Linked DNA regions of Homo sapiens: all the other regions are linked to region 2. Evidence: chromatin loops called from intact Hi-C (ENCODE). Cell type or tissue: PC-9. All regions are shown on one strand.

Region 1 (8,000 bases), 430 kb after region 2:
TGTTGGACTTTCTCATCCTATTCATTATGCCTCTTCACTTCTCTTTGGTCTATCTCTTTGTCTCTTTCTATTGCTTTTTGAGTAATTTATTTGGTCCAATCATCAAGTTTACTATTTCTCTTTTTATTGGTTCCAACCTTATAATCAACATATTCATTGAGATTCTAACTTTATTACAATTATTTTTTCATTTCTAAAAGTTCTACTTTGTTCTTAAATTTATCTAGTCAATTAGAGAATTCCTCTTTCATCAAACTTGCAATTTTCTGCTTAATTTCTTTCAATATATTATCTATTAATTTATTTATTTAGAGATAGAGTTTTGCTCTGTCACCAGGGCTGAAGTGCACTGGCATGATCACAGCTCACTGCAGACTTGAACTCCTAGGCTCAAGCCATCCTCCCATCTCAGCCTCCCAAGTAGCTGGAACTATAGGTGTGCACCACCAAGCCCAGCTAATTTTTTTTTCTGGAGATAGGGTCTCACTCTGTTGCCCAGGCTGGTCTTAAACTCCTGGTCACAAACAGTCCTCCTGCCTTGGTCTCCCAAATTGCTGGGATTACAGGTGTGAGCCACCATCTCCGGCCTATTTTTAAATATTATGTAATACTGTTTATCTGATATTCCCAATATATGCAATCTTTGCACATCTGATTTCTGTGTGTACACAGGTGTTCATGTTTATACATTTGAGTTTTCCAAAAGCCATAGTACACTCATGAGAAAATGAAAGTGAAAAGACAAATACAGTCTTAGTATTAATTATAAAAATAGTTTTTGCCTAATGGATTCAGAGTCTTAGTGACCCTCAGAGGTCCTCAGACTACACACTCAGAACCACTTCACTAAAGCATCCATCGATACAATCAGTTATTTCTTTCCTGTGCCTCCAAAATGTTTCTACCTCAATACCAACCTTGGAAAAATTGAGAAAATGAAAGCTCAAATTATTTTCCATGGAGCTTAATTTTCTCTGCAATTCTGATCAAAAAAGATTGTAAGCAATGAAAGAATCAAACTAGCTGTATTCAGTAGTCCTCCCTTATCCATAGTTTCACTTTCCATGGTTTCAGTTAATAGTGCAATAGAGTAAGATATTTTGAGAGAGAATGACCCCATATTCACATAACTTTTATTACAGCATATATTTATCATTATCATATGGTATCAGTATATTATTGTTGTTCATTTCTTTATGTGCCTGATTTATAAATTAAATTTTATCATAGTTATGTATGTATGTATAAAAGAAAACATGGTATATACAGAGTTCAGTACTATCTGCAGTTGGAACTCTTCAAACATATCCCTCACAGATAAGGGGAGACCTGCTGTAATATTTTTGCTTCTTAACCAAGTGTTCTCCCTCCACCCATCCCTGTCTTAGCATTTCTATCATTACATAATTCTCTATTTGGAAAACTGTATCATGAGGTTTTTACTGCCACAATGCAGGTTAATTAGGAAATGAGAAAAACAAAGTAGCCTATTTCTTGGTCTTGAGTTTCAAGTGATTTAGAAGGAAAAATGAAAACCAGGCTACCTGGATCCAAGAATGGGAAAGAGTGAGGAGTATGCAGGGAGGAGGAGACAAGAGCTTAAACATGGAGGCATTTCTGGCTGGGTGCGGTGACTCTTGCCTGTAATCCCAGCACTTTGGGAGGCCGAGGCAGGTGGATCACGAGGTCAAGAGATCGAGACCATTCTGGCCAACGTGGTGAAACCCCGTGTCTATTAAAAATACAAAAATTAGCTGTGCATGGTGGAACGCACCTGCAGTCCTAGCTACTCAGGAGACTGAGGCAGGGGAGTCACTTGAACCTGGGAGGTGGAGGTTGCAGTGAGCCGAGACTGCGCCACTGCACTCCAGCCTGGCGACAGAGCAAGACTCCACCAAAAAAACAAAAAAAAAAAAAAAAAAGAGGCATTTCTAAGAGAGAGACCTTAACCCTAAGGCAGACACTGAAGAGGATTTGGGGCATGAAATAGGAGCTGCAGGTTGGAGAACATCACAAGCAAGGGCATCTGTAACCCACCCTACCCACTTTCTCAAGAGACAGTCCAGAGAGCGAGTAAGGCACAGGGGCCCTCTTCTGCATATTGAAAGTGAGAAGAAATGCCTATGCGAGTGTCTAGGCAGAGAGCTTGAAACAGCCACTTGTGGGTCTCTGCACCTGCAGCCTGGTGCAGGGATCAGAAGAATGTACTTATTCTGTGCAACAAGAGCCATGCCTTTGTGACAAAGCCCGTGGCCCAAGAAGGCCCTGCATTTGGAACAAGGAGGCACCACTTTGATCTGCTGACAGCTAAGTGCAAGGTGGAATCAGAGATATCTTAATAGATGTCAATGATAACAGATGATACCAAGAACCAGGCATCTTAGACACACACACACATACACACACACACACACGTGCACGAGCACCCACGCACGCATGTGACTGGATACCGCATGAGTTTTCTAAAGCTTAAAGATGACTACAAGGACAAAGAGTAAACACTTAATTGACTGCAATTAAGTTTTTGATATCCAGCAGAGTAGGAGTTTTTACTAGCAATTAACTTCAGTTTTAGAACACGACAAATCTTATTTTTATTATACAACTACAAACAAATATATAATGAATGCTCAGATTCCAGGACCCTATACCTGGGGTGATGGGTGGGACGAGTTAAAGAAGGGATCTGGACACTGCTGCCTCTCTGCCTTCTTTATATGGGGACCGTATCACAAATGAGGCTCACTGTGCCTCCAGTCATGTTTACTGTGCAGCAAGGCTTTTGGCCAGAGAACATAATTGACATGCACAGAGCTGGAGCTCTTGCCAGCTCACAGCAAAAGGGCCTCTAATTCAGAGAAAAAGGAGTTGGACCTCTGCCAGTCATGTACCTGTTATGCTTTCATATAGGCATCAGTTAGACCCTGATCTCAGTCTGACAAACCAGAAAATATAAAACCATCAGGATCAAGGCATACTTTTTACTGGGAGTGTTAGCCTGGTAATGGAGAGGAATGTTATTGCTCTAAGCATTCGCATAATATCTATTGATCAAACCTCTGTGAAGCTGCTATTCTTCATGCCAGCGTCTGGCGGCAAGGGAGGACTATTTCAGGTCTCACCATCACAGCCACTTCACACTCAGGCCATGCCACAGTCACCAGCACAGCTTGGGATTGGGGCAGGAAGTCCCCAGGGTGACCAGACAGAAAGCAGCCTCAGGACGGGGCCAGAGCATGAGACTAGGGGTGGTGGCAGCTGGGTTTTATTTACTCTGGGCTGTGTGACCTTGGGCAAGCTGCCAGCCCATTCTGTTCCTCTCTGCATGCCATACAACCGGGAATTCCTACATTACTGAGTCACTCCTGGGCCAAGGTTTGATGTCCCTATTAAAATGCTGTTGAGAGAGTAAGTGGCTTCAGTCACTAGCCCTGGAGAATGAGTTCACCAGTTTGATTTGTTTACAACTGAGAACTCTTTCAGTTTGTGTGCGTGAGGTGCTGGGGGAGCAGGTGGAAGAGGCTTTGCTGGAGTGGGGGAAATATCCTGCCTGGGAGTGGGATTGGCGGAAGGGGGCATATTTGTCAATCACAATAGAATCCTAGACACTTATGTCTGGGAGGCATAGCATAGGCCATTGCATTCATCTTCCCCCCAGTACCTGAATCTGTGACCAATGGAACTGAGGATCTTTACTTAACAACCTCTAGTGATGGGATAATCACCTCCTTCTAAGGCAAGCTACTTGGAAACTCTAAGATATTACTGAGAAAAGACCCTGAGCCCAGCCTTGAATTAGTCCAAAGTCTAATGCTTCTCCCAGGTGACAGCCCTTGAAAGAGTGTGTGACAGGCGCCATGCCCCCTGAATGGTCTCTTCTCCCAAATAAATAATACCTGATTCTCCCTCTGCAATGTTCATGACCCAAACAAAGCTGAGCCTCTGTGTGGCCACTCTCAGTTTGATGTTGTACCCCAAACCTTCAACCTCAGTCTTAATGCCTGGGAATGGGGGAATGTGTGGAAAAAGGCATGAAACACAGTACACAGCAAAATGTCTTAACATTTCTCTTGATTCTCTAGCTCCTTATCCCTTTTCCTAAAAATCTCTTTCTAAATCTTTCAAGGATAAAGGGAAGGGGGTAGAAAGGGGAAGTGAGGAGAGGTAAAGGAAGATGTTCATTATTGGGAGCCTATAATGTTCCAAACACGTGGGACATTTAATCTTCACAAAGTAAGTATACCCACCCTAATTTTATAAGGTAGAAACTAAGACCCAAGATATCTAAGTAAGTTGCCCAAAGTCACAAAGCAATTACCTGGCAAACAATGGATTCAGATAATGACTATATCATAGGCCAAGCCCAATTACACTCAAAATAATTCACATCTTCCTAAGAGGCAAGCCCTGGGGGCCCAAGAGGGGGTTGTTGAGTAAGGGCAGAAAGTACAAGGGAGACAAGTTGCCAATCACAGCTTGGCCCTGATTATTGTAATAACTGACACAATTAAAGTTCAATTTCGTATCCTTAGAAGGTTTCCGTCATATTCCAAGGCTGATGAGAAATTTCCATTCTAAGAATGGGGATCTGTTGAATGTTTTAAATTCAGGCACTTAATTAAATCTTTTAAGATGACTCTTTCTGTGTTTGCCCTTAGTCTTTTATTTCTATCCAATATTGTTCCTGGACCAAATAGGGTCGGGCTGCTGTTTCTTGTAGCCCAATAATGAGATGCAGATGAACTGGGGAGGAAGAGAGTTTTTTTTTTAAGTATATAAAAACATTTATTCATTAGAAAACAAGGAGACTGGCAAACATATATTCCAAAGTGAAAGCAGCTCAATGCAGTTCAGTTAGGCTAATTTAAGAGAAAGGCCTTGCATTTTAAAGATCGTGTATGTATTTTTTTTTTTTTTCAAAAAAGGAGACAGGCAAATATTCTACAAGGGGAACAGAATTAGAATTCTAGGTCACCCTACAAGTTACCCTGCACAGGGAGGAAAGGAACAGGCAAGATGACTTCTCAGGATCTGTGCCTGCGAGCTGATGCTCTGAGAATGGGGGTTATTTTCTTGGGTGTCCTGTCTTCTGTCATCTAGGCTAAAAAATCTTCCTCACTTGACTCATCACTTGAGAAGACAACTTTTGGTTTCTTTTCGGAAGCTCGCTGCTGGGTGTTCGGATGCCGATGGGTAGTACGACGGGGCTCTGGTGTGACGAAGTCATTGTCTGAGGCTGCAGAAGCCAGAGGCTGGTGCCTACAAACAGTGGATGGTTTCTTGGCTGTTGGGGCTCTCTGGCTACCTGCTTGGTTAATCTCAAGCTCCTCAATCCCATCCAAACCTCTGGCATGACAGGCCTGAAGCTTTTGCTCAAATTCATCTATTATAGCCTTGCCCTCAGGCTTGGCCCCATGTTGTAGCTTGCCCATAACTGACAAAAAAGAACTGAAGATGGACTCATCTGACAGTTTATCTCCAAAACAGTCAAAATTGCCAAGCATCTTGCAAGGGCCTTGCTCTGTGAGGGGCAGCTGTGACACACAGTAGGCCAGGTCCTGCTGCACCTGCTCAGTTTAGGCTGTGTGGAACCGCTGACACAGCTTTTCCACCAGGCTTTGTCTGCTTGTCTTTGGTGATGATGTAGGAGAAGAACTGCTTCATAATGGTGTGAAAAGGCACTTCCTCCACCCCCAGCTCGGGGTCTGACAGGTGGCTGATGATATCTGGAAGGAGACTATAGATTGCATTGCCCTTGTGGAAGAGCTCATTGAAGAACTTCTTGGCCAGGGCAGCAATTTGAGACTCAGGGTTGATGAGCAGCATGGCCATCTCACTCACCTGCCCCTTTACCTTCACCATGTCCTTGAGGATCAGGTGGAGTCATCACCAGCCCCACTGTTTTCCACACTGGCTGAGCAGGGTCCTGAAGGTGAGCATATAGATGAGGAGTCCAGGGGTCCACCAGATTGGGAAAGTGGATGGCCAGATCCCCAGTGGCAACGATGAGATTAGACCGGACAATGGGAAGTGGAGACTTTTCTAGCATGGTGAACAGAAGATGAGGCTGGGAGTTGCAGAAAGTGGTACTGATCATGCAGAACTTGCCAAGGGTAGGTGAAGCAGCTGCAGAGAGGTCTGGGTTGCTATAGAGGCCTGAGTTGTTGTAGACTTTAAGCAAGAGTGGAACAAAGGCAGCCAGTGTCTGTTTGCCATCCAACAGTTCCATCTTGCAGAAGCCGCGGATTAGTTCTGCCTCCGTGTCATCTGCTGCCCCAACCAGCCCCAGCTCCTCCTCCATAGTGGTCTCGAAACTTGTATTCTTCTCCTTGGGATCTTTGGTCTTGTGCTCCTGTTCTTCCCGGAGAACTCGGCGCTGACAGAGCTCTCCACTCACTGCCTGCTCCAAGTGGACCAGCTGCTGCAGAGCCACATCCCCAGCCAGGGACAAGAGGTTCATCAACAGGAAAGTGGGGAGCATTGTGGGAGACTCCTTCGGGTCCCCCTGACTGGTTCTCTTCTCTTCTAGCTTCTCCAGGGCCTGTTTTGCACAGCCCTGCCATATCTGGGCACAGATCACTGTGGGACTCTCTGCCAGTTGGTAAATGAGGGTCACTGCCACCTCTTTGAATGGGATCCAGAGTGGGTCTGGTGGACAAAGCCTTTCGGGACCGTCTCCCGCAGTCACTCAAACAACTTGTGTTCCTGAGGCAACTGGAAGTGGGGGTGACGTTTGCCCAGAGAAGTCTTTCTACTGTCAGAGATGTTGGCGATGGCATGGCACACCTGCTGGGCCAGCCGGTAGTCCTGTGGAAACTTCGGAAGAGAGTTTTATTTTCTGCAACCGGTGACGGGGAGAAGGCCTGGAAATTATTGCCAGACCAACTTAAAATTACAAAGTTTTCCAGAGCTTATATACCTTCCAAACTATATGTCTACGTGTAAGGTATGCATTCATCTAAAGATGTAAATGGTTAACTTCTTTTAATCTATAACCAAGGTCTGAGTCCTAAATACCTTCCTCTGGAGCCTCAGTAAATTTACTTAATCTAAATGGGTCCAGGTGCTGGGGGGATTACCCTTATCTTGTCTCCTGCTAAATTACAGAGGTTTTGGGAGTTCCTTCAGACCTCCAATAAACTTGTTTGTGGAGGCCTAAGGAGTTTCCTTAGACCCCCAGTGAAACTTGTTTAATCCTAAATGGGTCCTGTTAAGAATTCCTTTGTTATTTTGTCATGCCTTAAGTCCCAGGAAAGGCCTAGGTAAAACTCTTGATGGGCTTTTGTTACATTCCAGCCTTCGTACAGGGGCACTGGCTTTTAATATTTAACTTAACCACTCAGTCAGTACTGAAAGAGTTGTCAGTGACACCTGGCCTGCCACAATTATGAGTGTCCAGAATTTTACTAGATGTTTGGGGGAAGGGGAATGAGAAGCCTGAATTAGGAATATTCTCCACGAGTCTCTCACAATCTAGTTGGAAAGACTAGTAAACTCAATGACATATTAAATGATAAGTAAATGACAACCTGTGGTCCTTACTTCATGCCTTTGCACACACTGCTCTCTCTACCTGGATGCCCTTCTCTCACCTGATCTCTCCAGCAAAGCACTACTCATTCCTCAAGACACAAAGCTGAACAGGCACTCTGTGAAGCCTGCCTAGTCCGCTTGCTTCCTTCCCAGAAGATTTTGCCAATCATCCCTCTTTTGGACAAATATCGTGCAACACTGTATTTTAATTATTTCCCAACTCCCTGAAACACTAGAATGTGAGCAATTTGAAGATAGGAATGGAGTTTCCTTCCTTGCATTCTCAGCACATAGCATTGTGTCTGAAACCAAATAGTCAGCAATCAATAGTAATTGATGAGTGTTTAAAGAAGCACTACAGGAAGTGGCAAAAATCAGGGTCCTCCAGGGCAACACGATGGGGACTTCACAGAGTGGGTGGAGCTTGTATTGGGCCTTAGAGGATGACTAACATTTGGAGATGCTGA
Region 2 (8,000 bases):
AAGACATAAATTACTGTTATTTTTTAATGATTATCAGTCAACATATTACCGTATACTTTCTTTAAGCTACTGTGTCTGTTATGTCAAAGGAACACTCTGGGGTCAATAAGTTTGCTATGTGCTTCAGGAGTTTCTCTTGGGTTAGTGAATTATTTAGGCTCCTTTAGGATCTCAGGCAATCTGTTTCTCCAGACATCCTGCATTGTCTGCCGGTAGCTTAGAATTTACAGCAACTTTAGAGAATCCTCCCTAACACACTGGTGTCTACAGTCCCTGGTCTATGACACAAGGCAAGTCTCCTTTGTGAAAACCACCATAAGTCAGGGAATAGATTCAAAAAATATTCCTTCTGAGCGAAAACTCTAAAAGAAATAGAATTTCTGTGGGAGAGTTTGGGGAGCTGTGAAGATTTGAGAGACCCTAAAGCAGCCATCGTTCAACTCATTTGGGTCACAGACCTCTTAGAGAATCCTATGAAATGTATAAATCCTCCACCCAGACAAATATGCAAATGTTCTTGGGGCTCACTTTTTGTGTGTATTCTTCCAGGGGGAATCAAAGAACTATTTAAGCTCAGGCTGAGAACTCTTGCTTCATCTAGACAATTCTTGCATTAGCAGAAAGTGTGGCTATCTCTTTTCTATCATGACCCAATTTGGGGTGCAGGAAGGAAGCAAGGGAAATGGGAGTAGAAGCCAAGACTGGGGAGACTAGAAACAGAAGACCCTATAATGTCCAACCTGACCTCTGCCCTCAAGTCCTCTAACCTTCAGAGCTAGGGATTTCACCCCCTCCTTTAGTTCCTGTCCAATCTCTGATGTGTAACCAAGCCAGGCACCTGGTCTTGCTCTTTCATGTGGGATCCGGGTCCAGGAACCAGGCCTAGAAACAAAGTTTTTGTCATACTCCTATGAACAAGCTCCTGCCATATATATTCTATTTGTAGGCATGAATCATTCATCTTTTGCCCCATTGAAATCTTAGAGTCCTGGCCCCAAGATAAAAATGGGTCCAATTTTTTTTTATTTCTTTTTCTCTAGCCTTATTTGTGCTGTTGGCTTTGCTCACAGTCTGTCCAGTTCATATTGTTTCCAGGAGAGGAGAAGAAGTCAGCAATGGGAAATGGACTTTTCTTAGGTCCTCTGGAGTTTTTCAGGCTGGAGTTCATCAATGAGATAAACGGCTTTCTAATCCCTTTGTATTATACCTTTTATCTTTTTCTTTGTGAAATATTTTGTCAGATTCTATTAGATACGAGGTCATGTTTCCTGTTTTCAAGATGTTTGAAATCTAAGGGAACAAAGAGAAAAATGGAGTATGATGTGCATCTTCAGACTGAGATAAATGGTAATAAGATGGTGATATACAGAGTTCTCAGAGGAAGAAAACTCGCTTTGAGCCATAGGGAACAGGAAGCCAGGGATTTGAGCAGAGACCTGAATGATGGTCTATTTCCCACAGGACAACCATTCTCAATTTTTTTCTTTAATGGACCTTTGAGAATCTCATGAAGATAGGGGAAGGCCTCTGAGAGCTGTGGTAAAGCCAGCTAATAATTAAAAATCAAGGTCCTGAACTGTAGCCATAACATCAGGATAGCCTGGGCAGGTCATTTTCATGATGTATCTGGATAACCTCACCTATAAAGCAGAATTGAAGGAGATATGACTAGTAATAACTCAGGCTTCTACTTGCTTTAAAATTTATAATTCTATCATCTAGTTTATTACCCTGTATAGAGCCATACTTATTGTTCCAAAGAGATTGAATATGTTTTTATCAAAAGAAAAATAATTCTTGTATCTCATCCCAAAATCACAAAATTATTGAAAAATGTATGCTACCCACACTGGAATTTTAAAGACCCTAACATTTCTCAGCTTCTAATTTAAGGGGTTCATTATAAATAATGAAGGCCAAACTTTACTGAACAATGAATATGTGTCAAGTAAATCGCTAAGTGCATTGCATGCATTATATCATTTAATCCTTCCATTAATTCAATGGATAAAGTGCTATTGTTATTATTATGTACTATATTATTATTCTCATTTTATAGATTAGGAAACTAAGGGCTGCAGCTATTAGGTTACTTTCTCAAGGAATCTCAGTCTGATTTGAATTTGGGCACTCAAATTCCACAGCCCAGGCACTTCAATCACTGCAATGGCTTGTTTTACTGGTGGGGTGACTTATAATGTTTCCTGGGCCACAGATACTTTGAAAATTGAATGAATTCACAGTCTGCAAGCTTGCATATAGAAAGTTTGCACAAATGCACACGTGCACACACACTCATATATACACTTAAACATGTGCACATACATATATATTTTCCATACATTTTAGGATCCTAGAAACTCTTTTGAGGTCTGTTCTATGGAGTTCAGTCTAAGCTTCCCTACTGAAGGCCAGAAATAGCTGGAGAAGACTGTGGAAAGACTGGTCAGGATTAGTCTGGACAGAGACAGCTCGTCCAGTCTATCTTTGCAAAGGATAGAGAGCATGACTGTTGGTTGCCACGCGGGTGGGGTCGGCCGGAAGACTCTGATGCAAGAACAACCTACCCCTGGGATCCTGCCAGCCTGGTGATGTCGCTGACCTGTCACTGCTCATGGGGCAAGGACATTGGGACTGATTTTGTCCATGGAAACAGGATCATCTTTCTCCAGTCACTCTTTCTTTGCCACAGTCCTCCTTAGCTTGTCCCCAAATAGAGTGCCCCCTCAGGGGTGACCTAGGCCTTTCAAAACCAGTCCAGAAAATGACATTAGATCTGCTACCCTCCATTATAGTGAGACATATAGTCATATTCAACGAATTAGGAACAAACATTTTAAGAGTAAGCATTCTCAAACGATGTGTAAAAACTTCAACGCAGTTTGCTTTTCCACTGAAAAGAAAATCTGAGAAGGCAAGGCGGGACTGTGGGTTCCAATAACAAGGTTACCTCCTCTCCTCCCAGCTCACCTTCTCACCTGGCTCTTCCTGAATTTCTGCCTGACCCAGATGCGGCAGTCTTTGCGAGTGAAAGGTGACGCGCTCTGTCCACTAGGGGGAGACTTGCTCACATTTATCCCCTGGCTCTAGCTAAGAATTGGAACTTGTTTGTAGCGGCAGCTCCTTGACCCGGTTTTCTTTGCTATGCAAAGCATTTGAATTTGATTAAAGAAATCCTCTGCTTAAATTTTCAACTCTCATTCCAAGAGGTGATGAGGATGCAGTAATGACTAGTGTGCAAATAAGGTAGTGACTTTCTCCAGTGCGCTCTGAGGTGCGTGGCTTGAACCGGCCTGGGAGGCGCCCGCAGCCCCAGGCCCTGGGAAAGCGCGGCTGCAGTGTCGCAGGTCCATGTGGGCCACGGTGGACCTAAGTAGGCACCGCACCCTGCAGCCTGCCCGGCCTGTGAAGTTTTTAGATTGTTCGGCCAGGCTGACTCACGCAGCTAAGGCAGGAAAATGTGCCCGAGGCGATTGCTGGTGGTATTCAAACAATCCTATTTTCTTTTCTATTTTTCTCTCCTCTGCCCGCCTTCAGTCCCTGTCCCCTTCCGTTCTCTCTTAGTGGCCTTTAGCAGTGGCGGGCCCAGCGATTGGTTCTCAGAGATAAAGGAACTTCTGTCTCCGACCTTGTCTGAAGATTGCTCCTCAAGTCTGTGAATTTCTTGAGGGATGTACATTCAAATAATGTTTGGAATTGTGTGTCTTCCATTAAGATGTGTAATACACATATATGCACAGGTACTTCTTTGAGTTTTAATTTTTCTGACTTTAGAAATAACTTGAGTTGAGTTTTGTTCGTGAAAGCAGAAGATGGAAGGAGTAAGTGTCACAGGTCCCCCACTGCTGTCCTTCCTTTAATTTAACTTTGTAATGGGCCTATGCATTTAGAGAAGAGCCAGGGAGCTGAGCTACATATTTCTATTTTCTTGTATTTCCCTTAAAATGTATTATTTGATACAGAATAGGTAGGGTTGTCCTTACATGTCACTATCCTCCATATCTGAGGACACATTTGTAATTTAGTGTCTACTTAAAAGCAAACTTATAATATAAAAAAGTAGTTTTAAACCAGAACAAATTGTTGTTATTTTGCCTTTTAAGAGAAGAAGCATATTTCATATCAGTGAGAAAATTGAACCCTCTGCTGCTACCTTTCCATTGCAGAGAGGTGGGAAGGGGACACCCAGAGGAGACAGTCTGTGTAGGGGACACTGATGAGTGTTTGGAGTTACAGTGGTAAGCCCTGAGCTGAGTTTGGGAGTCAGGGCTGGAGAAAAGGGAACTGTTCTTCCACCGGATGAATTTGGATAGATATTCCCCGACGACAGGTGGGGTGGAGGGCATCAGAAGACCAGAGAATGGAGGATGAAGATTGGTGTGTTTGAGAGATTTAAAGTAAAAACTGACCCCAAGATGTAAACTTGGGGTCCTCTATTTCCCAACTCATCAGTAAAGTCTGTACAGCACAAAGGAATTCTGTTGATCCTTCTTATTTTTTATGGAAATCAAGAAAAATGTGTAAGGCTCCTTTCGTGTGTGTGCATTCTTTCAACTAATATTTATTAAAATCTGCTGTGAAGCAAGTTTTATTCTAGGTGCTAGTGATACAGAGGTGAACAAGAAAATAAGATTCCTACTCTCTTAATCCTTACCCTTGAGTGGGGGAGAACAGATGGTAAATAAACAAAAGTAAACAAGGTCATTTCAGAGAGCAGCAAGTTCCATGAAGACTAACAAAATGGTAGGTGTTGCAGAGTAACTGGGCTGGGAGTGGGAGGGTATGTCAATATCCAACCAAGAAATGAAAACCACCTCAGGATTTTTTTTTCCATTTTTAAAATTGTAGTAAGATACACATAATGTAAAATTTAGCACCTTCACTATTTTAAACTATTAAATGGTGTTAAATATACTCATAGGTTGTACAGTCATCACCACCATCCATCTGCATCATCCTTTTCATCTTGTGAAACTGAAACTTTATACTCGTTACACAACACTCCCTGTTTCCCCCACTCCCCATCACCTGGCAAGCACCATTCTACTTTCTGTCTCTAAGATTCTGTCTACTCCAAGTACCTCATATAAGTGGAATCATACAGTATTTGTCTTTTATCTTTTTGTGATTGACTTATTTCACTTAGCATAATATCCTCGAGGTTCATCCATTTTGGAGAATGTGTCAGAATGTCTTTTCTTTTGAAAGCTGAAGAGTATTCCACTATATATGCATGCCGTATTTTGCATATCCAGTCATCCTTCAGTGGACACTGGAGTTGATTTCACTTTTTAGCTATGAACATGGGTGTGCAAATATCTCTTCCAGTCACTGCTTTTAATTCTTTTGGATAAATACAATCACTTTGAGATTTTTTTTAAAAGATCTTTAATTCAGGGCATTTATTACAAAATTAGTGGAATACTGGAGGAGCAAAAGGGGAGATTTTGCCAGTGGGAGGCAATTGGGAGATTAAAAGGAAGCGGGGAGGGAGAGGCAGGGTGTGGTGGCTCATGCCTGTAATCCCAGCACTTTGGGAGGTCGAGGTGGGCGGATCATGAGGTCAGGAGTTCCAGACCAGCCTGGCCAACATGGTGAAACCCCTACTAAAATACAAAAATTAGCTGGGCGTGGTGGTGCATGCCTGTAGTCCCAGCTACTTGGGAGGCTGAGGCAGGAAAATGGCTTGAACCCAGGAGATGGAGGTTGCAGTGAGCCGAGATCGCGCCACTGCACTCGAGCCTGGGCTACAGAGGGAGATTCCGTCTCAAAAAATAAAATGAAATGAAATAAAATAAAATAAAATGAAAAAGAAGAAAGTGGGGAGGGAGAAGCCACGTTTTCTTCTGTATTTGGTGGGGACTTCGCCAGCAGCAGCTTCCACAGACAGCAGTCCTGGGTTCCTGCTCACAGTTGCAAACAGCAGCAGGGGTCTTTCACCTCTGCTTTTCCACCCCTGAAAGTGATAGCAGCTTCTTGTTTTTATTCTCCAGATTCCTCCACCCAGAGATGTGAGGCTTGTTTGCAGTTCTGTACACAGCACAGCTGAACCTTTTCACTCAGGTTCCTTTCCTCTTTCCACACAGCTAGATGACAACTCTAACCTCCTCAAGCACAATCCATGTTAGAAGGAAAGATCTAGAGAGATGCTAAAATAAGGCACACTAGGCAAAGTAGAGGGTTTGGTGCCAGTCTACATACGGCACGAGATCCTCAGTCTGCCTTCCTTAGCCTATTTCCAGATCGCTGGCTGGCAGACGAGCCTGATCCCACTGCCTTGCCTCTGACCTAGAGTTACAGTCATCTTCCCTCCAAGTCTGAGCAGCCACACGAACCCCAGATACTTACATCTGGGAGCACCCCAGTGACAAAGCCAGTGACTTAATGTATTTAATCTATATGTATCCATTATTTTGATAAATGTTTAACCATATATTTATTTTTAAATTGCAAGAATGGGATGGGAGGAAGTGGAGACACTGAGAACAGACAATTTTAAAATGTTTTTCCATAAATGGTAGCAGAGAATTCAGGCAATAGTTGGAGCAGTACATAAGATTAAGGGTTTTTAAGTTTGGAGATACCATGGTATTGTTGGAATAATACAGAAGGGCGGGAGAAATTGATGATGCAAGAATGAATGGAAAATGGCAGGAGCCTAGTTCCTGAGATAAGAAGGGATGGCTAGAGAGGTGTGGAAGACACACAAATCAATAGCTGCAGGGCACAATGTGAAAACAAGAATTCAAGAGCAGTAGACAATCTAAGCGAGAAGTAAAAAGACCACCTACCCCAAGAATTCACAAACCTCTTGGGGAGGACATTGGACATTTAACAGGGAGTGGAATGATGGCTTGAGCAAATCTTACCAGATCTTATGGGGCAGGGTGACCCATTTTACGTCTGGGTTCATTCATTCCTTAAGTGGAAACAGAACATTTTAAAGCTGTTTCTAATTAAAATTCTGTCTGTTTTACCTTAGCCTTCCCTTTCTTAGTCTTATCTTTCACTTTTTAACATATATTAATACTTTATATTCTAGTCAAATGGCACATTGGAAGTCCTGAACAAATGCTTGTTGAATTAAATAAATAAATTGGACTTATTTATAAGAGACTTGAGGTCTCTTTGGCCTTGCCGGAGCTCTCAGTTCCTGCAGCCCATGTTTTCCTGGATCTGCACTTTTTAAAAAAAATTTCTTAAAGCATTTTTTTTTCTTCCTGAAATAGTCTCTGCTTCATCTGTTTTTCTGCTTCTCAAAATCTTATTCCTTCTTCATGTCCAGCTTAAATACAACTTTGAGAAGGCTTTTTGACCTTTCCATCTAAATGTGATATCCTGTCTTCTGCATTCCATAGAATTTTCTTTATCTGGCTGATGTTTCTTACCCTGTGTCAGGAATTATGATTATCTGTGGAGTTGTTAAAATGTCCTCTACTAGACTATGAGAACATTGAGAGCAGTAACCACATCTTATTCACCTTTATTTACCTTGAACCACTTGGCACAGCATCTTGTGTGTAGGAAGTTTTCAACAAATAGATTAATTTGAATTTAATTTTCCTACCCCAGTGCACTCATCAGCACACTGACAAAAACCAACTGAGGTCCTGCTGCATGGAGGCCTCCTCCTTTAGCTGTGGAACAACCTGTTAATCAGCTCAGACTACAGACACATACCTTGTTTTTATCACTCCACTTTCAGGATTAAAGATTTTTTTTTAACCCAAACACCTTTCTCATATCCCTTGCAGAAATACAGATACCTACAAAGGCACACACTGCATATATTCACATGTACGCTGTCTCAAACACATGTTCCTCTGCACGCTCAGGCATAAACACACATACGCTGTTTCTGTTTACATCCCCAAACAGAATCCTGATTAGTTTTTTTAAAATCAAGTTGATTGTGGTATAAGTTCCATTTAGGAAAATTTGCCGTTTTATGGGGCATATGGTATATTTCTATGTATTTTAATAAGCACATTGGATTAGCT
Region 3 (8,000 bases), 180 kb before region 2:
AAATTCCAATTTAAATAACCACATGTGTCTAATGGTTTCTGGTGTAGAGTTTTCAGGAGGCAGTAGCTGTAGTTTGATGCGGGAAAATAGTTCTGAAGGCTTCTCTGCAGATGAGTTGTGTTTAATTGGATTTCAGGGAGGGAACTGACCACAGGTCAGTTCTGATCCCACTACCGTGCCGAGTGCTATGAGGAACAGGGTTAAAACATGCCTTCAAGGAGTCATTGAAACATGACACACAAACATCAAACATTGAGAGAAGGGAGGTAGTGGATGTGTGACAAAGCGCTGCCCAGCCTGGTGCCAGCTCCCTGGGCCCCTGCAGCAGCTCTGGGCCTTCTCTTGCCCTATTGTGGCACTGAGCAGCTGTGTTAACCACACAGAACAAGAGTCCTACCTGAACCCTGAACCTCTTGGCTGCCAGGCAAGATGCCAGGAGTGGGGCAGATGAATCAGGAAACCATTTCTAGATACATTAATTTGAAGCTCCTGTGACAGACAGTATGCTTTAAGGGGATTGCAGGGGCCTGATTCCTTTGTTATTTTGCCAATTCCGTTACAATAGAAACCAGTCAGGCAGGCACTCTTCACCTGCAGAGCTTTCCTGGAAAAGCTCAGAGTAATGCAACCTGTGTTTTCCCACTGGAGCACACTGGGCAGCCGTGTTTCCTGACCAACTCACCATCAAACAGAACATAAATGTGACAGAACAATGTCATGACAGCAGAGGTACCAAAGCCATAAATCTCAGTCACTCCCAGAAGTGATAAAATTCTGCTACTTATTCTGTAAAATGAATATAAATGTAGACTATGGGTGCATACTGATTAAGAAAAGGACAACGATCTTCCATAAACACAGAAGAACTCAACTTCACTGTGTCATAACTTAGATTTTCCTCACACTGAATTATGAAGTGTGATAAACATGAATTGAATAGTTGAATAACAATTGTTTTGTCCCTCCCTAAAATTTGAAGTGCATTTGAAGATGCTTTTATTTTTCTCTTAATAAATTCCTTTGTAACCAACAGAAGCATGCAAAATTATTCCATTATCTATTCCACCACCACATTAGTAGACCAATGAAATACAAGTGTGAGGGCAACGCAAAGTGAATCCAGCCGAAGTCTGTATCAAGAGGCTGCCAAAATACAGATTGGGCAGATTTTAGCTGGAGGAACGTTGAATAACTAAGACCTACAAATAGAAGCTCTCATTTACTCCCATTCTTTACTTTCCCACTATCATTCTGAAATTCTGATTTCAATATTAATATCTTTCATGATATTCTTTTGTGTAGTATTAAAAGTAAACTGTGATGTTTCCCTTTTTAGAAAAGTGATATGTATTCACAGTGCCTGCCTGACTCTTTGGGTTTCTATTGTAACAGAATTGGCAAAATAACAAAGGAATCAGGCCTATGTAGAAAATACAGGTAAGAAAATTAAGGAGAACCGCAATCCACCACACCGAGCTTTCCGTTGGATTTGGTCGTATCTGTTTTCAGTTATTCTTGTTTTCATTGTGTGATGACACGATGTTGAAACACAATTTTGTTATCCTTCTCTTTTTTTTCAGTTAATCCTTCCCAAACATTTCCTCATATTTAAAAATATATTTTCAAAACTTCATTGTAATGGCTGTAGGGTGTTTCATCACAGAAGTCACCTGAATTTATCTAGCTCGGCCCTTATTATGGATAATTTAGGTTATTTCCCTTTTCTTTTTCTATTTAAATAGCATTGTGATGAAAATTCCTAGGTTTGAAGCCTATATTCACAGGCATTACTATTTCCTTAGGTGTAAAATTTTCATCAGAGAGTAAGAACCTTTCTCTGGGCTGTGTATAAATATAACTCAGTTGCTCTCTAGAAAGATCGAATGTAGTTACTGTGAATATGGGTTCTGAGATCAGAAAAAAACAAGGTGTCGTCCTAGGTTTGCAGTTCTGGATCTGTGATCAGCCCTGTGACATTGAGTAAATTACTTAACTTCTTCAAGCTTCAGCTTCCGTATCTATTAAATGGAGCAGTGAAAATCTCTGCCTCATAGCCCATTGCCATGTGGACTGGAGGAGACATTCCCTGAAAAACACTCTGTGTAAAAGCTGGCAGTTTCACACCACTGCCAGCGGGGCAGGGGGATGACTGCTTCTCCATTCTGTCACAAACTCTGTTCATTATTTTATGTAAAAATCATCAACTTGATAAGTGAAAAACAACATTTATGAATTTTAACTTCCGAGACAAAACACATATTTCAAGCCTATAAAAATACATACAACATTTTCAAGTAAAGGTCTGGCTTGGACAAATATTTTTCTCTCACACATTGTTCTCCATGAGTGGTTGATCATATAAAAAGCTCACATCTTCCTTAGTTTTACAGAACGGCATATCATTGATTGTGTCTGTGGAGACAGAGGGACCTGTCTGTGGGTGAGGTGGAGTGTATGTACACAGTGGTTATTCAATGTGTGCTGAAAACATTTTCTCTCAACAGTCTCAATGATTGGATTTAGCTGTCTGTAATTTATCTTCAATTGTGTAAATAGCTTCATAAGACACGTAGAAATCAAGAGAAAAGGAAAGCATTCACTAACAATCCCCTTACCCGAACAAATTACATTTTATTTGTTTATTGTCCATGGAATTTTACAGAATTACAGTAGACATTCACTCAAATCCGGGGACACATTTCCTCACACTGAGACCAGCCTTTTCCCATATATGTGCCATCATTTTACCAGGTCCATGAGATGCCATTCCATCCAGGTCTTGGCAGTGGGAGCCGTGTATACAGAAAGAGACCCACCCCCATGGGCCAGGAGAGAGGATGGGGAACAAATTCTACTGGGAAAGTGAAGTAGGAATGGGATTACAGGTTAGAACCTGGGGCAGCCGAAAATGTCGCTGTGAAGTCTGAGCGTAAATATGATGGGTGTGGGTTATTCTGAAATGAAAGTTGAAACAACAAAGGGAAATGACATTGAGGGAGATTCATACACTGGCATTTAGACGCCATTTTAAGGACAAGCTTTATTTGGCTTCTCTTTGGAATTCCAGAGTCTCTACCCAGTGTAAAGACTGTGTTTAATGCCTGAATGCATTTGCTAGTGAAGGTGATTTCCCAAGATTTCTATAATAAAAGTGGGGAGAAGTATTAAGAAATACAATCTTGAGCCAGGCACAGTGGCTCATGCTTGTAACCCCAGCACTTTGGGAGGCCGAGGTGGGTGGATCATCTGAGGTCAGGAGTTCGAGACCAGCCTGGCCAACATGGTGAAACCCTGTCTATACCAAAAATACAAAAAATTAGCCTGGCATGGTGGTGGGCACCTGAATTCCAGCTACTTGGGAGGCTGAGGCAAGAATATTGCTTGAACCCAAGAGGTGGAGGTTGTAGTGAGCTGAGATCGCACCATTGCACTCCAGCCTGGGCAACAAGAGTGAAACACCATCTCAAAAAAAAAAAAAAAAAAAAAAAAGTACAACCATGATTACTACAAAGAAAGAAAGATCTCTTTTTCTGTGCTGGTTATCGTGTCTTAGGTATCACTCATCAAATAATCTCTCAGTCCTTGACATGGAAGGAGGCTCTTTGGGTTTTACATCTGTTCCTCTTTTGTCCCTGTTTTTTCCTATTTCCCAAAACTGTGCCCTTGAGTGTTGGGCTGCAATAACTTTGTGGGTTCACTGTGGGTCTGTTGCTCCTTGAATCTGTTTTTTGCTGTTTAATTCCTGTTTAGAGCAGACAGTGTGTCGATTTTATACCCAGAGGTAGCTGACTGCTCTCGACAATCAGTTGTGCACAGGTCCCACACCATGGGAAAATGACATTATAGTGTCCAGTGGCAGTGTCATGATCACTTTTCAAGATCGTAAGTGCAGCTTGTACTCTTGGATATTATTTTTTCTGTGTTCAGCCTTGAATAGCTTCTGTGAGGAAGGGAGTTTGCTGAACAAGGTTGTGAAAAATATAAGGATAGTTTAATTTTATTAGTCTTGGAGGCCTCTTGCATAAATGTTAACTGGAAACTGTTAGGCAGTAAATTTGCTGAAAGAAGAAGATGAGATTGTTGTGTAGTATAATAAAAAGGACACTCTTTCAAAGCTGGGAGATATAATTTAATTTGCTCTTTTCCACTTAAAAGTGCTGACTTTGGGCCCATGTATTTATTTGTAAAATGACCCCTTCATTTATGGAACAAGAAACTGTATTATGCCTTGTTTACCATCCAGTGACAGGCTCCGTGTGAAAGCATTTTGTAAACTGTAATATTATACACTAATGTAAGGCCATTATTATGTCTTTGTGGTCAACATGTTTAAAAATTTGTTAGTTTGCATTTCCGTTCAATTTATGTCCTGGTCCATCATTTCCATATTTCAGCTGCAGAGACCTTGATTCAATTCTGTTCATCTTGCAGTCTAATTAGAGACCTGAAATGTTTGCTTTATTTAGAATTTGTCACTTTACATTCTGAAGAATGAAGATTCAGTGTTCCTTAAAAGACTAAGATTCTAAGATATTACAGAAGTGAATTCTAATCGTCTGTCTTCAGAAAGCCATGGGATTTTGTGTTTTCATCAAGTTGGTTACCATTTTTGGAAACATTGCAGTAAAGTCTATTAGTTTTATATCAGTGCTTGTCACAAGATGGCGATGGTATTCCAGTAGGGTAGCCATTAGGCGCATTGGGCTATTTATATCTAAGTTAATTAAAATAAAAGCAAATTAGAAACTTGGTTCCTCCATTGTGGTAGCCACATTCCAGGTGCTCAGTAGCCAAATATGGAGAGTGGCTTTGCACAGTGGAGATGTTAGAACATGTCTATCCTTACAGCAAGTTCTATTGGATAATCTTGCTCTAGAGGAAAGGAAATCTAATATCACACTGTTCAAAGGTATCCAGCACTTAAGTTCCACACAGAATTTTGCCAATTTAGATTTCCAGTCTAAAACAGCAAATTTTAATGGGCCAATCAGGTTTTCCCATCTACGACCCTTTCTGAAGTTATATTTAGGGTGTTTATGGTTTGATATTTTTAAATGTTTCTATCTCTCTTTTGGGTCCTATAGGTCCTGTGTGACAGACATGTGTGAATGTCCAGTCCATAAAAACTGTTATTGCGAGTCATTTTTGGCATATACCCGGGCCTGCCAGAGAGAGGGCATCAAAGTCCACTGGGAGCCTCAGCAGAATTGTGCAGGTAAGAAAGTCCTGCTGGATCTACCCATCAAAAGTTTACTGCAATGCCCAAGATGGCAATGGAGGAGACTTGTGGATGCTGACATGAGTGGCCACATGCCCCCTTGCCAGAGGAAAATCCCTTCCAGTAGCCCATCTGGATTGCTACTTGATAAAACACAGGGACTTCCCACTGGGCAAGGTAGACAGCACTTAAGATAAATGCTTTGTGACAAGCATATTTAAGCAATTTAAAGATTTCCACTGTTGCAAAATCCTCTTGACCTCAAACTACCAGCTGGATATACTTAGCTCATGGGCGGTTATAGCTGTGGCTTAGGTTATGTGTGAAGCAAAGGAGATTCGGGACAATTACAGTCATTTAAGGTCTTCAGGATAAGCAAGATACTTTTTTTTAGAGATTATTATACAAAGCCTAGTAGAATTTTTTTCCCCTCTGAGAGATTTCTATAATAGTTGTCGCCTCAGGCAAGTAAATTAGCTTATTTGATATCTGTAAAATGGAATTCTTTATTCATGCAATAAATATTTGTTACAAAGTGGCTAGGTAGTGGGCATTGTGCTGACACTGGGTACTTTCATGAGTATAAGAGATGAAGCCCCAGTCATTGACACAGTGGCAGCCTAGTGGGAGAAACAGACAAAAACATAACTCTACAATAAAAACTTACAAATTACAGTAAGTATGAGGAAGGAAACAAACAGGGCAGAGTGATAGAAAACCATTGGAGAGGGCTGAGATGGGATGAAGAGGGAGGCTTCTCTACAGATGATATTTCAGCCTAGCCCTGAAGGAGTGAAGGGAGTGAGGGCAAGCATTCTATGCAGAGGAAACATGTTTGATGGCATAGGGTAGGAGAAAAATTATTAGCATGCTCTCAAAGTGGAGAGGAGCCAGTGTGGTTTGAGCCTGAGGTGGGCTAGGGGAAGAGGGGCGCAAGAGGAAGGTGGAGTAGGAGCAGTAGCTGAATCACGCAGGACTTGGCAGGGCTTTGAAAGGAGTCTAGCTTTTATTCCAAGAGAAGTGGAAGCCTCTGATAGCTTGTAAGCAAGCCTCTTTCTGCTTTCCAAAGATGACCCTGGATACTAGATAGAGAATAAATTGGAAGGGGACAAGATTGAAAGCAGGGTACTAGGCAGGAAGCTATTGTGATAGTCCTGGTGAAAAACTGATGGTGGCTTGAATTAAGATGGTGGCAGTGCATGTGGAGAGGAAGGGAGAGAGTCTAGATTTTAGAAATTTGCAATTTTACAATAATACCTGCTATCTAGTTACAAACATTAGTGATATATGCTTGAAGCATCTCAAAGAGTGTCCAACTCATAGAAGATGCTCAGTCAAGGGTAGCTGCTGTTGTTATTTAGATTTGAAGGAGAAATGACTGAATAGTTGTCACCTGGTTCAAGGATTGGCAAATTTTTGTTTTTAAAGGGCCAGATTTACCTGAAATAAAGAGACTGGGATTTTCAGCATGCTACCCTAGTCTTAATAGCCTTAGCTCACATCTCAGAAGAGAAGGCCACCCATGCCATTGCTGACTCCACAATGTCTACATTGGTTGAAGATAAGAGTGGTCACTGGTTAAAGGAAGCATTAAGAATTGCCTTGAAGCTGTGATTGCAGTGTACAGACATTGCGTTCACTTAGACCTGTGAGTTATAACCTGGCTGGACATTGGAATCACCCTGGGAGCTTAAAAAATAAACCAGGAACCTAAGCCTGTGCCCTATGCCCTGATGTCTTTCTTCAATTGGCCTTGTGTACCTTTTAAAACTCCCTAGGTGATTCTGACCTGCAGCCAGTGTTGAAACCCCTGAGTTAGTTTGTGTGTTTACTTGGGTGGCTGTGGGGAGGTAGGATGATGGATTTTTGGGGGTTGCTGAAGCTTCCTCAGCTGCCCCTTGGTGCAGTCACTAGTCTGTGTTTTTTGAAAAGCACCAGAGCCCTTTCACCTTCCTCTGACTCCATTTTGGTTGCGCCCCCACCTCTGCAAACCCAAGTCCAATCTTTATATCAGAGTTCACCTTCCACAGCAAGTGTGCCACTCTATCAATGCTGCCCTTCTCAGAGAAGTATTGATTCGATAAAAATAATTCACTTAAGGTGTGGCTGAGGCTGCTAAAAGGTGAGGCAAATGGTCCACCTCTAACCTAATGCATCAGTGCTGGGTAGAATATGTGAGGGTGAGGTTTTTGAAGAACTGGGTCCTTCCAGCCATCTTGAATACTCCTAGCTCCCTCTATTTTGAATCCCCTTTCCCTTGAATTTACTGGAAAAATGAATAAAATAAATGGAGTCAAGTTTGATCCAGCCAACCATCCTGGTATAATGCAGGGCTCAGCAGAATTCTATTAATTTGATTAGCTGTGGTAGTGCTGTTGTTGGGATCATATTAGATACAGGATATATGATCCTTCTCTTCCTGGCCCAGAGCTATACTTAGCACCATTTCAGTGCACACGTTGCATTTGAGGACTACACATTTCATGTCAGCATCTTCATTTCAGGGACTGAGTCTCTGGAGCTAAAATTACTTTTCTAATGGAAAAGGAATATGGCTCCTGAAAGATTCCATTTACCTGTTCTTAGTGGAGCCATCTGGGTGAAGTATAACTCCATCAAATGAAGTTCAGTGGGAGGGGAATGTTTTAGACACACACATTCTCTCTCTCTCACATATACACACACACACATACACACACGCACACACACACATTATGAACTTCCACAGACTGACAGTTGGTACATGAAGAAATAAATTTACACAGATCTGTAGCATCTCTCA

The links. Peaks named below come from ENCODE experiments on the same cell type or tissue, not always from the same donor. Only the 100,000 strongest peaks of a DNase experiment are listed, where the experiment ranks them.
Region 1: a loop joins it to region 2, with 5 times the contacts of the local background. A loop is called at or near these places in 2 of 110 quality-filtered maps.
Region 3: a loop joins it to region 2, with 4 times the contacts of the local background. A loop is called at or near these places in 17 of 110 quality-filtered maps.

What each region holds. Positions count from the first base shown.
Region 1 is chr7:34,745,226-34,753,225 of GRCh38, forward strand. The region is part of intron 2 of NPSR1 (neuropeptide S receptor 1); the gene reads left to right. The region is part of intron 1 of NPSR1-AS1 (NPSR1 antisense RNA 1); the gene reads right to left. It also overlaps the pseudogene NCAPD2P1. Among named protein-coding and RNA genes, the nearest start is that of NPSR1-AS1, 9.0 kb to the right of the region's middle. In PC-9, a CTCF peak has its summit at 3,217; a DNase peak (open chromatin) is centred at 3,286; H3K4me3 peaks cover 449 bases; H3K27ac peaks cover 2,291 bases.
Region 2 is chr7:34,318,059-34,326,058 of GRCh38, forward strand. No RefSeq gene overlaps it. Among named protein-coding and RNA genes, the nearest start is that of NPSR1, 340 kb to the right of the region's middle. RefSeq lists an enhancer at 2,943-3,002. In PC-9, CTCF peaks have their summits at 3,099 (motif pointing right) and 3,305; DNase peaks (open chromatin) are centred at 3,053 and 3,453; H3K4me3 peaks cover 1,314 bases; H3K27ac peaks cover 665 bases.
Region 3 is chr7:34,138,146-34,146,145 of GRCh38, forward strand. It overlaps BMPER (BMP binding endothelial regulator), which reads left to right. Exons shown (of 15, transcript NM_001365308.1): 14 at 5,085-5,215. Among named protein-coding and RNA genes, the nearest start is that of BMPER, 240 kb to the left of the region's middle. In PC-9, no CTCF peak of the experiment used is centred here; no DNase peak of the experiment used is centred here; H3K27me3 peaks cover 655 bases.